Regions from separate parts of the Homo sapiens genome. Here all the other regions are linked to region 1. Evidence: chromatin contacts called from ENCODE Hi-C or POLR2A ChIA-PET data. All regions are on one chromosome and are shown on one strand. Each heading gives the region's core, a stretch centred on a gene start or an enhancer-like site at or near the end of the contact. The rest is flanking DNA. Distances are from core to core; before and after follow the strand shown. Region 1 holds the start of BICDL1 (BICD family like cargo adaptor 1). Region 2 holds the start of COX6A1 (cytochrome c oxidase subunit 6A1). Region 3 holds the start of SIRT4 (sirtuin 4). Region 4 overlaps PRKAB1 (protein kinase AMP-activated non-catalytic subunit beta 1). Region 5 holds the start of PXN (paxillin).

Region 1 (2,663 bases), core at 119-2,618:
TTTCCATCTCACTGGGATGAAAAGAAGAAAGGCATGATCCAAGTAAAAAATGGGTTGTCTGTCCAAGAGGAAAAGGAAGCATAGGGACGAATTCTAGCTTTAGATGGGATTGTTTCTGGAAATAGGAGACACGTAGCACCACCAACGAGGTCAACACCAAGGAATGACTGCAAGTCACCCAGTAGGCTCTCCAAACCTTCCTTTAATCATTGAGGAAATGTTCCTTCCATATCCACCCAATCCATCTTGGTCACAAAGGACCATTTATCTTCCTCAAGACTGCTTCTATGTGAAGAAAATAAAGAATAATGATTCACGTGATCCCTGGCGTCGGCCTGGCTAGATCTCAATCCTGACTCTACCAGTTGTAATGACCTGGGCAGACGATGCCATCTCTCAGGCTTTAATTTCCTTCTCTGTTAAAATGACAAGCGGCAGTACTGATTTTATAAAGTTCTTGTGAGGATTATCTAAAATAATGACTATCAAGCACTTAATACAGGACATGGCACACACTGAGTGCCGAATAAACGGTAGTTATTATTAGGGAGGTTCTTTGCTTCGTATTCCCATCTGTGAGCAGTTTTTTCCGTTATTTCTCCGCAGAAACCCTTTCTCTCCGGGCTGCTGATCTGCGAAGCATCTGGTCCTTCATATCCCTGAGTCATCAGCATGAAGATGCCTGGTTTCCGAAGTCCTCCCTCCTCCTACTGCTCTCTAGGGCTCCCTCTCCTGACTGCTTAGTTCTCCTGGGGGCCCAGACCTAAATTTCGTGAGGGTATGTCTTTCTCGGGGCCGGGTCACCAGTCTTGGAGGAATGTCCTCAGTCCCCTTTGCCCCAGACACCACCAGAGATGCGGCAACAGAACTCTGAGGCGCGCCCCGGCTTCCAAGTAGCTGGGGGCGGGGCCGCGCCTGGAGGTGAGCAGCAGGCGGTGGGCGGGGCCGCGCTCCGTCCGAGGTGAGAGCGAGGCCGGGTGCGAGGCCACACCCCGAGGTACGAGAGCTGAGGGCGTGGCCACACCCCAGCTCTGAGCGAGGCTGAGGGCGGAACCGCACCCCGAAGTGGGTGCAAGGCTGGGGGCGTGGCCGCGCGGTGAGGCAGCCAGGACCGTGAGGGATGCGCCAGCCGCCTCCGCAGGCGGCGCGCGCAGCCGCCCGCAGGGCGTGAGGCAGAGCAGGGGTTAAGGCCGCCGGCGCCACCTGGGCGTCGCTGAGGAGACCCGCGAGCCGGCGAATCCCGCGCGGGCGGGGCGAACAGGTGCCCGCGCGCGTCAGGCGCCGGCAAGGGGCGGGGCGAGGGGACGCGGCCGGAAGCCCGGGGCGGGGCGCTGCCGGCCCGGTGAGCCGGGAGGAGCCGGGGAAGGCAGGAAGGAGCTCGCCGGGTTGCGCGGCGCGCGATGTGGAGCCGCCGCCTCGGCCCCTGCAGCAGCAGCAGCCGCCGTCGCCGCCGCTGCTGCTGGGGCTGCCGCGGAGCCGGGGGTCATGGAGTGCGGCTGCAGAGAGCGGCCGCCGGCAACAGCAGCAGCAGCAGGAAGCGTCGCGGCGACAGCGGAGCGCAGCCCGCCCCGTGAGGCGCTGCCCGGCCGGCGGCGGCAGCAGCAGCAGCAGCGGCAGCGGCAACAGGGCGGCTGAGAACCCGGCGGCGGCGTTCCTCCTCGCTTCCTCCCCTCCCGCTTCGCCGACCCTCAGTCTCTGTTCCTGAGTCCTCCCTTCCCCAGCCTTCCCGTTCCCACCACCTACTCCGCCACTACCCCCACCCCCTCCTCCCGCGCGCGCCTGAGCAGCTGAGCCCGGGGGCGGGGGAGGGGGCGCGTGCCGCCGGCGCGGGGGAGGGGCGGGCCGGCGCGCGCCGCGCCCAGGGCTCGCGGGGACCCGGGGGCGCGTGCCGCGGCGCGAGGCGAGGCGCGGGACGCGGGGCGGCGCGGCAGGGCCCCTCCCCCCTGCAGCCTGGCGCGCGCGGGCCGGGCCGCACCGCTGCGGGCTCCGCGCGCGCGGGCCATGTCCGCTTTCTGCCTGGGCTTGGTCGGCCGCGCTTCAGCACCCGCCGAGCCGGACAGCGCCTGCTGCATGGAGCTGCCCGCCGCGGCCGGGGACGCAGTCCGGAGTCCCGCCGCCGCCGCCGCCCTCATCTTCCCCGGGGGCTCCGGGGAGCTAGAACTGGCGTTAGAGGAGGAGCTGGCGCTGCTGGCGGCCGGGGAGCGGCCGTCCGACCCCGGGGAACACCCTCAGGCCGAGCCTGGGTCTCTGGCCGAGGGGGCCGGACCGCAGCCGCCGCCCTCCCAGGACCCCGAGCTGCTGTCGGTGATCCGACAGAAGGAGAAGGATCTGGTGTTGGCGGCCCGGCTGGGTAAGGCGCTGCTCGAGAGGAACCAGGACATGAGCCGGCAGTACGAGCAGATGCATAAGGAGCTGACAGACAAGCTCGAGGTGAGGACCTCCCTCCAGGGATGGGTGGGGAGCAGGGGCCGCCCAGGCACGCGCCCGGCCCTGGGCAGTTAGGGAACCACTCACCCCCACTTCGTTGCTCACCCTACCTCGCAGAAAATCTGGAATGAATGGGGGAGGGAGGATGGAGGATTATCAGATTTCGTTGAACCCACTTGACTTCCCCACCCCGCTCACAGCAAATGGGTCCATGCGTGGCTCCAGCCGCTGTGGGC
Region 2 (2,663 bases), core at 1-2,500, 450 kb after region 1:
GCTATACTGTGTGTTTACACATAGGTGTGTCTTTAGAGGAAAGGGTTCAAAGCTTTCATTAGATTCTTTTTTTTTCTAATAAAGAAAAAAGCTTTGTTGCCCAGGCTGGTCTCAAACTCTCAAGCTCAAGCAATCTGTCCGCCTCGGCCTCTCAAAGTGTTGGGATTACAGCCATGAGCCACCACGCTGGTCCTCATTACATTCTCAAAGGGGCCTATTGAAAAAAAAAAAAAAAAAAAAAAAAAAGGCCGGGCACAGTGGCTCACGCCTGTAATCCCAGCACTTTGGGAGGCCGAGGAAGGCGGATCACAAGGTCAGGAGATGGAGACCATCCTGGCCAATATGGTGAAACCCTGTCTCTACCAAAGTACAAAAAAAAAAATTAGCCAGGCATGGTGGTGCGTGCCTGTAATCCCAGCTATTCAGGAGGCTGAGGCAGTAGAACTGCTTGAACCTGGGATGCAGAGGTTGCAGTGAGCCAAGATTGCACCGCTGCACTCCAGCCTAAGCAACAAGAGTCAAACTCCGTCTCAAAAAAAAAAAAAAAAAAAAAAAAAAAAAAGATGAGACTGTTGAGTCAGGATTAGGATCCAGGTCTGCTGGCACCAATTTCAGTGCTCTTTATACTTTCTGTTGCTATTCATTCATTCATCCATTCATTCAGCAAATTTATATCAAGTATCTGGTATGTGCCAGGTATGATTCCAAATTACACCATTCCCAGATTATTCTGAGAATGCTGCAGTGCCAAACTCTTGGTATCACAGACTTTATATTCTAGTGGGGGAGACAGACAAAATAATAATATAACGACGAAGGTGCAATGTTATGTGCTATGAGAAAACGCAGTCGGAGGATGGCGAGGAAGGGGAACGGAATTTTAGATAGGGCGGTCTGGGATCAGAACCTCCAGATGCCCGTCCATGGACTCCAACGAAGGGAGCGATTCCAGGTACCAGGGCACCCTGCACAAACCTCTCTTGAGCTTCCGCCTCGCCCAGGTGGGGACGGTAGGGAGACCGGAGGGCACACGCATGCGCACGAAGGAAACGGTAAAGCCTGAAGGGAGGTGCAGAGCGCATGCTCTCTCTTGCCCGAGATGCCGAGGATTTTGACAAGGACTCCGTCGTCCCGGATGATAGTGCTCAGGTTAATGCCAGTGGGAGGGCGGCGCCCAATAGTAACTTCCTTTGGAGGTTGTAGTACCGCCCCCAGAGCCAATTTTCCACTTCCGCTTCCGGCGCTGCGGCAGTCCAGATCAAAAATGGCGGTAGTTGGTGTGTCCTCGGTTTCTCGGCTGCTGGGTCGGTCCCGCCCACAGCTGGGGCGGCCTATGTCGAGTGGCGCCCATGGCGAAGAGGGCTCAGGTACTGGGGCCGGGGTCGACGGGTCGAGCCTCAGCCCCACTCGGGCGAGACAGGGAGGGACTGTGACCTTGGCCCGAGGCCTTGCGGGAGGGAAAGTGAGACCCGGGCCCGCCCCATACCGGCGCTGAACGTTTGTGGCTTCTCCGCAGCTCGCATGTGGAAGACTCTCACCTTCTTCGTCGCGCTCCCCGGGGTGGCAGTCAGCATGCTGAATGTGTACCTGAAGTCGCACCACGGAGAGCACGAGAGACCCGAGTTCATCGCCTACCCCCATCTCCGCATCAGGACCAAGGTACGCCCTTGTACATCTCTTCAAGCGTCCGTTCTCTTTTCGTTATGTGTGCCTTAGTGCAAGTTCTTCATTCTCTGAAGGCATGGGTGCCAGGCGTGTACAGCTTGTTTATCCTCACAAACAGAAAATGTATTTTCTTCCATTTTGTGGATGGACAGCTGACACTTGGGATTACGTCTCAATTCTCTTCTTCAAGGTCATACAATAAGTGCTCTTCAGTTTCCCTTTTCTCCGATTCATCCTACCTCCTGCCTTCTGAGACAGTTCTTTTTTTTTTTTTTTTTTTTTTTTTTACTTCTGAGACAGTTCTGAAACAGGTGTCCGTTGTGTAAAGCCTGGAGGTTTGGGAAATCCAATTAGAGTGGCAAAGTCTGAAGGTGGTTCGCGTAAGCGAACCCAGCAGCTACATGGGAGGCTGAAGCAGGAGAATCCCTTGAACCTAGGAGGCGGAGTTTGCAGGGAGCTGAGATCGTGCCACTGCACTCCGGCCTGGGCAACAGAGCGAGACTCTGGTCTCAAAACAAAACAAAACAGCAACAACAAAACATGGGCATCTGGCAGCTACTAGTTGCATAATGAAGAGACTGACAGCTTTCTCTATTCCCCACCAATACCTTTTCTCGACTGTTTTATCATTGGTTGTTGATGTAGATATATTACAATGTTGTGTCCTCTGTTGTTTGCTGTATCTTTAACAAGGGCTTATTCTGATTCTTCAATACTGGCCATGCGCGGTGGCTCACGCCTGTAATCCCAGCACTTTGGGAGGCCAAGGTGGGTGGATCGCCGGAGGTCAGGAGTTCAAGACCAGCCTCGTCAACATGGCGAAACACTATCTCTACTAAAAGTACAAAAAGTAGCCGGGCGTGGTGGCGGGCGCCTGTAATCCCAGCTACTCGGGAGGCTGCGGTGGGAGAATCTAGGAGGTTGAACCCAGGAGGAGGAGGTTGCAGTGAGCCAAGATCCAGCCATTGCACTGCAGCCTGGGCAACAGGAGTGAAACT
Region 3 (2,663 bases), core at 110-2,609, 310 kb after region 1:
AAAAAAAATATGATAAATAAAATTGGAGAAGCCAAGCAGGTTAAGTACATTAGTCCAGGTATAATATATTTGGCTTCATATTAACTGTAAAAACATCACTTTTGGCTGGGCACAGTGGCTTACGCCTGTAATCCCAGTACTTTGGGAGGCTAGGGTGGGCAGATCACGAGGTCAGGAGATCAAGACCATCCTGGCTAACATGGTGAAACCTTGTCTCTACTAAAAATAAAAAAATTAACCGGGCGTAGTGGCATGCGCCCATAATCCCTGCTACTCAGGAGGCTGAGGCAGGAGAATTGCTTGAACCCGGGAGGCGGAGGTTGCAGTGAGCCGAAATGGCACCATTGCACTCCAGCCTGGGCAACAGAGCGAGACTCCGTCTCAAAAACAAACAAACAAACAACAACAACAACAACAACAAACTATCACTTTTTCAGATATGTATAAACACATTTCTTCACAAGTTCAAGGTATTTTACCAATAGCAAATAACTTGATACTGTCGTTGTGAATGAAAAGGATCACAAACTCTGATGTTTAGAATGAGTCAAATCTAGGCCGGGAACAGTGGCTCAGGCCTGTAATCCCAGCATTTTGGGGGGCCGAGGTTGGCGGATCACCTGAGGTCGGGAGTTCGAGACCAGCCTGGCCAACATGGTGAAACTCTGTCTCTACTAAAAATACAAAAACTTTAAAAAAAAGTCAAATCTAGATCCATGATTAATGACGTGCTCATTTCACATTGCATGTTTGTATCAAAACATCTCATGTGGGTAAAGCATAGACAGGCACAGAGAAAAGAAAAAAAGACAAAAAATAAGAGAAAAGATGGCCGGGCGCAGTGGCTCACGCCTATAATCCCAGCACTTTGGGAGGTCAAGGCGTGCGGATCACCTGAGGTTAGGAGTTCAAGACGAGCCTGGCCAACATGGCGAAACCCCCGTCTCTACTAAAAATACAAAAATAATCCCAGCTACTCGGGAGGCTGAGGCAGGAGAATCGGTTGAACCCGGGAGAGGGAGGTTGCAGTGAGCCGAGATCGTGCCACTGCACTCCAGACTGGAGTTTTTTCAAAAAAAAAAAACAACAACTCCGTCTTAAAAAAAAAAAAGAAAAAAGAAAAAAAATCTTATGTACACTATAAATATATACACCTACTAAGTGCCCACAGAAATTGAAAACAAAGAAAAAAATCCATGATTAAAAGCTTTTATATTAACGGGGGAACCTCTGACCAGAAAGAGCCGACAGGGGGCGTTCCTGGATGATCTGGGGCTGTCAATTGCGAGACGCGGAGGATTGTGGGACTTGTGGTTTTTCTCGCATCATTTAAGCTTTCTGGACTACATGTCCCAAAATGCAAATGCAATCAGACGGTCCCACTGTGGGGTGTGAAGTGTCCGTAGAGCTGTGAGAGGTAAGTGTGTTCTGTGTGTGCTGCGGATTTCTAGAAGTTGTGGATTTCTTGTGAGGGATTCTATTTCTCCTCTTTGCCCTCGGTGGGACCTGGAAGAGAGTAGTTGTTCCACTGATGCACGTTTTCAGCGGGGGTTTCCCCTGACCCTTTGGTCTCGGGAAACCGGACTGTGTGTTTGTTCAGCTGTTCACGTTTTGCTGTGGAATGTCAAGGAGAAAGCGGGGTCCTGATCTCAGATCTGGAAAGCCAAACATAAAATAATGTTTACATACGGGGTGCATGTCACTAGAGGATTTATGCATTGCATTGTGTCAAATAATATGTCAAAGTTTTTTCTTTTTCTTTTTTTTTTTTTTTTTGATACGGAGTCTTGCTTCTTCGCCCAGGCTGGAGTGCAACGGCGCGATCTCGGCTCACTGCAACCTCCGCCTCCCGGGTTCAAGCAATTCTCCTGCCTCAGCCTCCCTAGTAGCTGGGATTACGGGCACGTGCCACAATGCCCGGCTAATTTTTTTTGTATTTTTAGTAGAGTCGGGGTTTCACCATGTTGGCCAGGCATGTCTCGAACTCCTGATCTCAAGTGATCTGCCTGCGTCGGCCTCCCAAAGTGCTGGGATTTCAGACGTGAGCCACCGCACCCGGCCCTCTATTGTTACAGCTAGAAAAGCTGACGGGCAGGGGTCTTGTCTCTCTGATGTGTCCAAGTAGCAGAGCTTGCAGTGGAGGGTAAACTAAAATAAGGGGGAAATGAAAAAATAAAAGGAATGCGTGTGTGTGCTTAATTACATGAACAAAATCAAACAAAACCTGACTCATTAGGGCCAGACTCAGAGGCTCACACCTGTAATTCCAGCACGTTGGGAGGCCGAGGCGGGCAGATCACTAGAGCTCAGGAGTTCGAGACTAGCCTGGCCAACATGGTGAAACCCTGCCTCTACTAAAAATACAATAATTAGCCGGGCATGGTGGCCATGTAGTCCCAGCTATTCTGGAGGCTGAGGCAGGAGAATCACTTGAACCCGGGAGGCGGCGGTTACAGTGAGCCAAGATCATGCCACTGTACTCTAGCCTGGGCAACAGAGGGAGACTCTGTCTCAAAAAACAAAACGAAAACAAACAAACAAAAAATGAGAAAAAAAAAAAACCACCCCAGTTTCTCACATGAGGCTTCTTTTTCTCTAGAATGAAGATGAGCTTTGCGTTGACTTTCAGGTCAGCAAAAGGCCGTTGGATCGCAAACCCCAGC
Region 4 (2,663 bases), core at 107-2,606, 310 kb before region 1:
CCTCCTGTCCTTTGATATCTGGCACTGGGAAGTAAAGGGGAGAATCTTGGTTTCCAAATCCCAAATGCTCACCGCTGCCTTTGTTCCCTCACAGTGTGATCCAGCTTTGCTTCCTGAGCCCAATCACGTCATGCTGAACCACCTATACGCGCTGTCTATCAAGGTAATGACATGTCTGTCCCCATGAGAGCTGTGTTGCCCAGTGTGTGCTCTGAGGACCCCCAGCAGTGGAATGACCTGGCGGGACTGACTTAAAGGGCAGCTTCCAGGGTCTGGCACAGGCCATCAGGCTCAGGTTCTGAAGCTGGCCCGGGAATTTGTGGTTTTATGAAGCCCTTAATGATTCTCATGTCCTCTGAGGCTTGAGCCCCTTAGTCCAGCCTTTGATCATTTCCACCTTGTTCCTTAGGATGGAGTGATGGTGCTCAGCGCAACCCACCGGTACAAGAAGAAGTACGTCACCACCTTGTTATACAAGCCCATATGAAGAGCTGGGGGCGGATGGTGGCCCAGGAGACAGCACACCACCAGGCTCCACACGTGCATGCTTTCCCCAAGAGGGAATGGACTGTACATTGCTCATTTCACACTCTTCAGAAGACATTTCATACCTGCCCTGGTCCTGCTTGAAGGTTTGTCCAGGCAGAGCAGCTCCTGCAGCGCCTCGGTCTGTGACAGTCCTCCTAGCACCCCCATGGCTTTGAGCCTCGGGGACTCATCAAGTCCAAGAAAAGAGGGAGGGGTGGCAGAGGATCTGCAGCCCTGGCCCCGCGGTGCATGAGGCTGGGTGCAGTTCTAAACCTACATTCTCGATTTTTCTTAAGCCAAAAATGAATGCTAACTCCTTTGCCAGTAAAATTCTGGGAAACAGGGACTGAGGCCACACATCATTTCCAGTCATCTGTGTGTTTTTAAGGCCAGCCACTTGTCCCTGTTGAGGCCTGGCTATGGAACTAAATACAGTGTTGGTCTTGCCTGTCCTTCAAAATCAACAACAGATTGTCTCTCGGCTCCAGGGAGGTGTCATTTCTATAGAAATTAGAAGCTTTCTGATTTCTAGATGAGGTTTTACAATTGTTTCTTACAGTCATGTGCACTAAGTACTCTTTTTGTAAGCAGAGGTGGCTGGCTCTGCAGCCTTAAGGCCATTTTTTAAGTCACCACGTCTAGAAGTCACATGAACTCTGCTCAGCAATAATCTGTTCTCAGAACAGACTTTTCAACCTGCTGCCGGATTTCTCCATTCAGCTGGATGATCCTCAGGACTGACCAGTTAGCTGGCAGGTTGTCCAGCTTTTTATTCCAGTCATAATAGGTGACAGTGTTAACCGTGAAAACTTGAGAGGCACTCTGCCCTCTTCCCTATAAAATCACACAGCGTGATTTTACAAGGTCCCGTGGCACCTTGCTCAGGACCTCTGCCCCTAGTTAGCAAGACTGCAGCAGTTGCTGTTGCTTATTCTGAAAGGAATGTAGAACTTGACAGCAGCCTTCTGAGTCTGGGTCAGGAAGATGTCCTTTGGACCAAAGCAGACTTCTTTATACGCAGCTCAGTTTCCCGGGAGTCGCCACAGATGTACCCACTAGCCCAGGTTGCTGTGAGTCAGCGGAAGCTCCCGTTATGCCCTTTGCTCCTGGTGGGAGAGGGAGGAGTGAGCTCCCTGGGTTCCAGTATTTACTTGGTATACCTGAGTTTGGGGGTACCCTTTTTTGTGACTTTTCAAAACAGTGAATTACTGTCACCTTGATGGACAAGTTTCAATAAAACTTTGTAAAAATAATTGGACATGTGCCTGGAGGAGCTCTGATTTTATTCAGTCCCTTGGAGAAGAGACTGGAACTCTTCGAGAGTTGCGTTTCAGTACCGTTCTTGTGGCTCTGAGCGGACAGGGCTACTCCAGCTGCCCAGGCCTGAGAACCAGTCCTGTGACTCACACCCATTCACACAGTTTGGAACCTTAAGGGACCCCTAAAACTGAGCCCCTCTGAACAGCTCAAGTCACAAGGGGAAGCTGAAGAGGGGTAACAGCAGAGGCTCCTGGCTTCGGCCAGTTGTTGGTGTCCCCAGGCCAGAGGGTTTGTTTCCTTTTGCTCCTAAACAAGCCCGGTGGGACAGCCTGGGATCGTGACCCTGGCGTGTGAGAGAGCAGGACGTTGTGGAGTCAGAGCTGTTTTCATCCACTAAAAGAGGCCGTGTCCCTCCTCCAAAAAGGTGGAAGGTTATGGGTGTTCCTTTAAGCCTTCTCAGGTATCAGGAAACATTTTAAATTTAGCAGAAAAGCATGCTAATGAGCTCTACCCACTGGTGCAGAAAACCCAAGCTGAAAATGCTATGTAAAATAAGACTGGTTTACTGGAGCCAGTCACCCCATGAGTTCTCCAAGCCCTGGGGCCACAGGGGACTTCCAGGTGAGGTCACTGCTGAGATGATGGAGGAGACACAAAACAAGAGGACATGGTCAGAGACAACACATCTCTGTGCGTATTCAAAGGATTTCATTTTCTTTAAAAAGCACATTATAGTCGGAAAGCCTGCCCACCAAGTGAAAGCCTCCATACCCAAGAAGCTAAAGGTTAATGGTGATTTTACAAAGGTGGAAAAGGAGACCTTGTTTTGCCCAAATCACAGGGGCAAAGCCATATGTCAAATCGTGTCCTATGAC
Region 5 (2,663 bases), core at 79-2,578, 280 kb after region 1:
CCCCCCTCCTCACCTCCCAAGCTCAGGGCCCTCCAGCTACAGGCGTGAAGGGGAGGGAGAGACAGCGAATCCTCCCACTCCTGCGTTCACGCCACCCAAGGCATTCCTAGAACCCTGGCACCAACCCCCTTGGGTTTAGAGTCGGCTTCCAGGAGATACTTTCTTTCCCCTAACACCAGATCAAGACTGGACTGAAAAGAGTAGCCTTGGGGCTCCAATAACAGGAAAACAGTAAAACTCTGTTCTGGGCATCCTGTCCTCTTTCACCTGCGTGGCTTCCAGCAGGGCCTGACGCAGAGAGGGTGGAGGGGACTCTGCTAGCCAGGACACGTTCAGGGATGGTCATACCTTGGGGCCCACCTTCCACCTCATTCCCCTGGCATTTCACCAGAATCTAGGGGTGGGGAGAGAATCAGGACTCCCAAATTACCGTTCTAGACTTAGATACCATGGTAGACGGACTGGTCTGTGAATTGAGGGGCTGGTCCACAGAGCGGGGAGGTCAGTGAGAGAAAATGAGTGATGGGTCCTTGAAACGGGGTGACCAGATTTGAAGTGGGGGGTCAGAAGAGCAGGCAGACTGGGAAACTTGTCTTTGAAATGGGGGTGTGGTCATCACACGCTCATCTCTAGCTTTTGCATCTGACTTGTGAAATGAAAGGGGTGGGCTCCGAGGGGTTATCCCTGAAGGGGGGTGCTAGTCTGTGAAGTGGGGGGCGGCCCTGGAGGGACGGGGAGCAGGTCGAGGAAATGAGGGAGCAGCCCATGAGATCGGGCAGCTGCTCCCCGAGTTGGGCGGTCGATCTGTGAGGTGGGGGTGGGGAGAGGTCTGCGAGGTGAGGGTCCCGTAGCTGACGAGGTGGTCTGCCGCAGGAAGTCTCGTCCCTGCAGCGGACGGGGTGGGTCCCTGAGGGGCGGGCTGGTCCCTGGGGCCCTTCTGGGAGATGGTGATGGGTCCCCGAGGTCGGGGGTCCAGAGGTGAAGCCGTCCCAGACGGGGGGTCGCTGCTGTGCGGTCGGTGCCGGGGCCGGCCTGGCCCGAGACTAAGGCCCGGTTAGGGATCCCAGCCCCGCGGAGCCCCGGCCGGCAGGGACAGGAGCTGAGGCCGGGGCCGCCGAGGGTGGGATCCCGCGGCCCCTGCCGCTCGCTGGCGCCCTCCTGGCCCCAAGCTGCGCGCCTCTCGCCTCCTCCTCCCTCGGCCTCCCGCTCACTCACCGAGGTCGTCCATGGCCGGACCACGGGCGCCGGCTCAGGGTCGCGCTAGCTGCCCGTCCCGGGGCCGCTCGTCTATGCCCCGCAACTTTTCCGCCGCGAGCCTCGGCCCGGAACGGAACGCGCCGCCGCCGCGCGCGCCCGCGCCCGCGCCCGCCGCGCGCCCCGCCCCCGGCCGCCCCCTGTGCACGCGCGCCCCGCCCCCGGACACCCCCGCGAGCTTGCTGGCCCCGCCCCCTGCGCACGCTGGTCCCGCCCCCGCCAAGAGCCCGGGCAGTGGGCGTCGCTGGGCGGGGCGGTGGCGCCCCCTCGCGGCTAAGCGGGCAGGTGGGCGGCTCCCAGGCCTCCAGCCACTCCCATCCATCTTTCTGTCCCTCTCAAAGTCACTTGCCTGACCCTGCGGATGACAAATCCGTCCACAGTCAGCCATGTGTCTGTGCATTCGTCAGCCACTGGGTCATCACATGCCTGTCCACTGGACAGTCAGTTTTGCCCACCTGTCCGTCTGTCACCTGTAGGTCACCACCCAGGAGGACCATAAATCAGTACCAGGCAAGGCCCGGAGCCCGTGGCTGACCTTTCCTGGGGTCGTCCTCTGGATCAATGGCAGTGCAGCTCGCAGTTCACCCTTTCTGGCCCAAACCCAATACCTGTGTGGTTCCATCTCTCTTAATATTACTTCCACACAGCCACCCTCCCTAGACACTTTTCCAAAACTGCATGGGGCAGAGGGGTCCCCAGATTAGACATTAAAGGGAAAACTACAGGAAAGTCACACCCAGTGCTCCCACACACTCGGAAATTGGGTAATAATAACAACTACCATTTATTGAGTGTCTGAATAGACAGACACTATATAGCTATTCTCTAAATTAATCCTCCTAGAGGTACTTCCCTACCCGTTGGGATGGGTGATGGCAGTTTGTGGATTTTATATAAAACTGCTCTGCAAGTACAGCTTCGAGTTCCCCTTGTCCCTCAAGAATCCAGGCCTTCTGGGTCAGATCAGGTCCTCCAGAAAGCAGATGAGATGCTGAGATAAAGCTAGGGGTAATGCCCGTGACAGAGAAGGGGAAATAAGCAGGGTTGGGCAAGGAGACTCAGATCTGACAAACAGGTCAACCCATCAGGGAATTCCAGGACAAAAAAAATGAGAAGTCTCCTTGGGCAGAAGTATCCGGGTTCCAATGCTCCCACCATGTTCAGTCATTTTATAAAGGCAGATCCAAGCAGCTTCTGTGGCTGCCACATTCTCCTATAATAAATTCAAGACCAAAGACTGTTCCTCAAACACTCTATTGCGTGGTTTTCCAGCATCTTGCACATACCTCTATTTTGTTTTAGTTTTTGTGTTTTTGTTTTTGTTTGAGATGGAGTCCCAATCTGTCGCCCAGGTTGGAGTGCAGTGGTGCAATCTCAGCTCACTGCAACCTCCGCCTCCCAGGTTCAAG

What was found. A loop is a pair of places that touch in the nucleus more often than their neighbours do. ChIA-PET counts read pairs that join two places held with the same protein, here RNA polymerase II (POLR2A). Pooled maps may share reads with other maps.
Region 2: a map of naive thymus-derived CD4-positive, alpha-beta T cell shows a loop between it and region 1 (7-fold over the local background). The contact joins the promoter of COX6A1 here to the promoter of BICDL1 in region 1. A Hi-C loop is called at or near these places in 1 of 168 maps with a recorded cell type or tissue (naive thymus-derived CD4-positive, alpha-beta T cell), 1 of 37 single-sample maps with no recorded cell type and 9 of 50 pooled maps.
Region 3: a loop to region 1 is called in a pooled map, with 5 times the contacts of the local background. The contact joins the promoter of SIRT4 here to the promoter of BICDL1 in region 1. A Hi-C loop is called at or near these places in 2 of 168 maps with a recorded cell type or tissue (B cell and naive thymus-derived CD4-positive, alpha-beta T cell), 3 of 37 single-sample maps with no recorded cell type and 13 of 50 pooled maps. POLR2A ChIA-PET finds 5 or more read pairs at or near these places in 19 of 52 experiments (CD4-positive, alpha-beta T cell, CD4-positive, alpha-beta memory T cell, H1 and 13 more).
Region 4: a pooled map shows a loop between it and region 1 (3-fold over the local background). The contact joins the enhancer-like site here to the promoter of BICDL1 in region 1. A Hi-C loop is called at or near these places in 2 of 50 pooled maps. POLR2A ChIA-PET finds 5 or more read pairs at or near these places in 6 of 52 experiments (AG04449, OCI-LY7, WTC11 and 2 more).
Region 5: a loop to region 1 is called in a map of naive thymus-derived CD4-positive, alpha-beta T cell, with 8 times the contacts of the local background. The contact joins the promoter of PXN here to the promoter of BICDL1 in region 1. A Hi-C loop is called at or near these places in 1 of 168 maps with a recorded cell type or tissue (naive thymus-derived CD4-positive, alpha-beta T cell), 5 of 37 single-sample maps with no recorded cell type and 9 of 50 pooled maps. POLR2A ChIA-PET finds 5 or more read pairs at or near these places in 2 of 52 experiments (CD4-positive, alpha-beta T cell and Panc1).

The regions. Positions count from the first base shown.
Region 1 is chr12:119,987,868-119,990,530 of GRCh38, forward strand. It overlaps BICDL1 (BICD family like cargo adaptor 1), which reads left to right and starts at 1,369. Exons shown (of 10, transcript NM_001367886.1): 1 at 1,369-2,430. The coding sequence starts at 2,002. RefSeq lists silencers at 917-976, 997-1,636, 1,917-2,006, 2,057-2,126, 2,137-2,346 and 1 more and enhancers at 1,040-2,013, 2,014-2,663.
Region 2 is chr12:120,436,863-120,439,525 of GRCh38, forward strand. It overlaps COX6A1 (cytochrome c oxidase subunit 6A1), which reads left to right and starts at 1,251. Exons shown (of 3, transcript NM_004373.4): 1 at 1,251-1,367; 2 at 1,517-1,659. The coding sequence starts at 1,265. It also overlaps the pseudogene LOC124903126. RefSeq lists enhancers at 1,288-1,497, 1,424-1,945.
Region 3 is chr12:120,300,962-120,303,624 of GRCh38, forward strand. SIRT4 (sirtuin 4) reads left to right here and starts at 1,360. Exons shown (of 4, transcript NM_012240.3): 1 at 1,360-1,417; 2 at 2,600-2,663. The coding sequence starts at 2,601.
Region 4 is chr12:119,679,839-119,682,501 of GRCh38, forward strand. PRKAB1 (protein kinase AMP-activated non-catalytic subunit beta 1) reads left to right here. Exons shown (of 7, transcript NM_006253.5): 6 at 95-163; 7 at 410-1,781. The coding sequence ends at 487. The region is part of intron 1 of LOC124903033 (a long non-coding RNA gene); the gene reads right to left. Among named protein-coding and RNA genes, the nearest start is that of PRKAB1, 13 kb to the left of the region's middle. RefSeq lists enhancers at 1-568, 2,164-2,223, 2,394-2,523. Within about 2 kb of position 1,357, at least 3 of the 41 ENCODE cell types and tissues checked have a DNase peak (open chromatin) inside an H3K27ac peak, as active enhancers do.
Region 5 is chr12:120,264,402-120,267,064 of GRCh38, forward strand. PXN (paxillin) reads right to left here and starts at 1,329. Exons shown (of 15, transcript NM_001385981.1): 1 at 1,216-1,329. The coding sequence starts at 1,228. RefSeq lists silencers at 1,047-1,196, 1,357-1,636.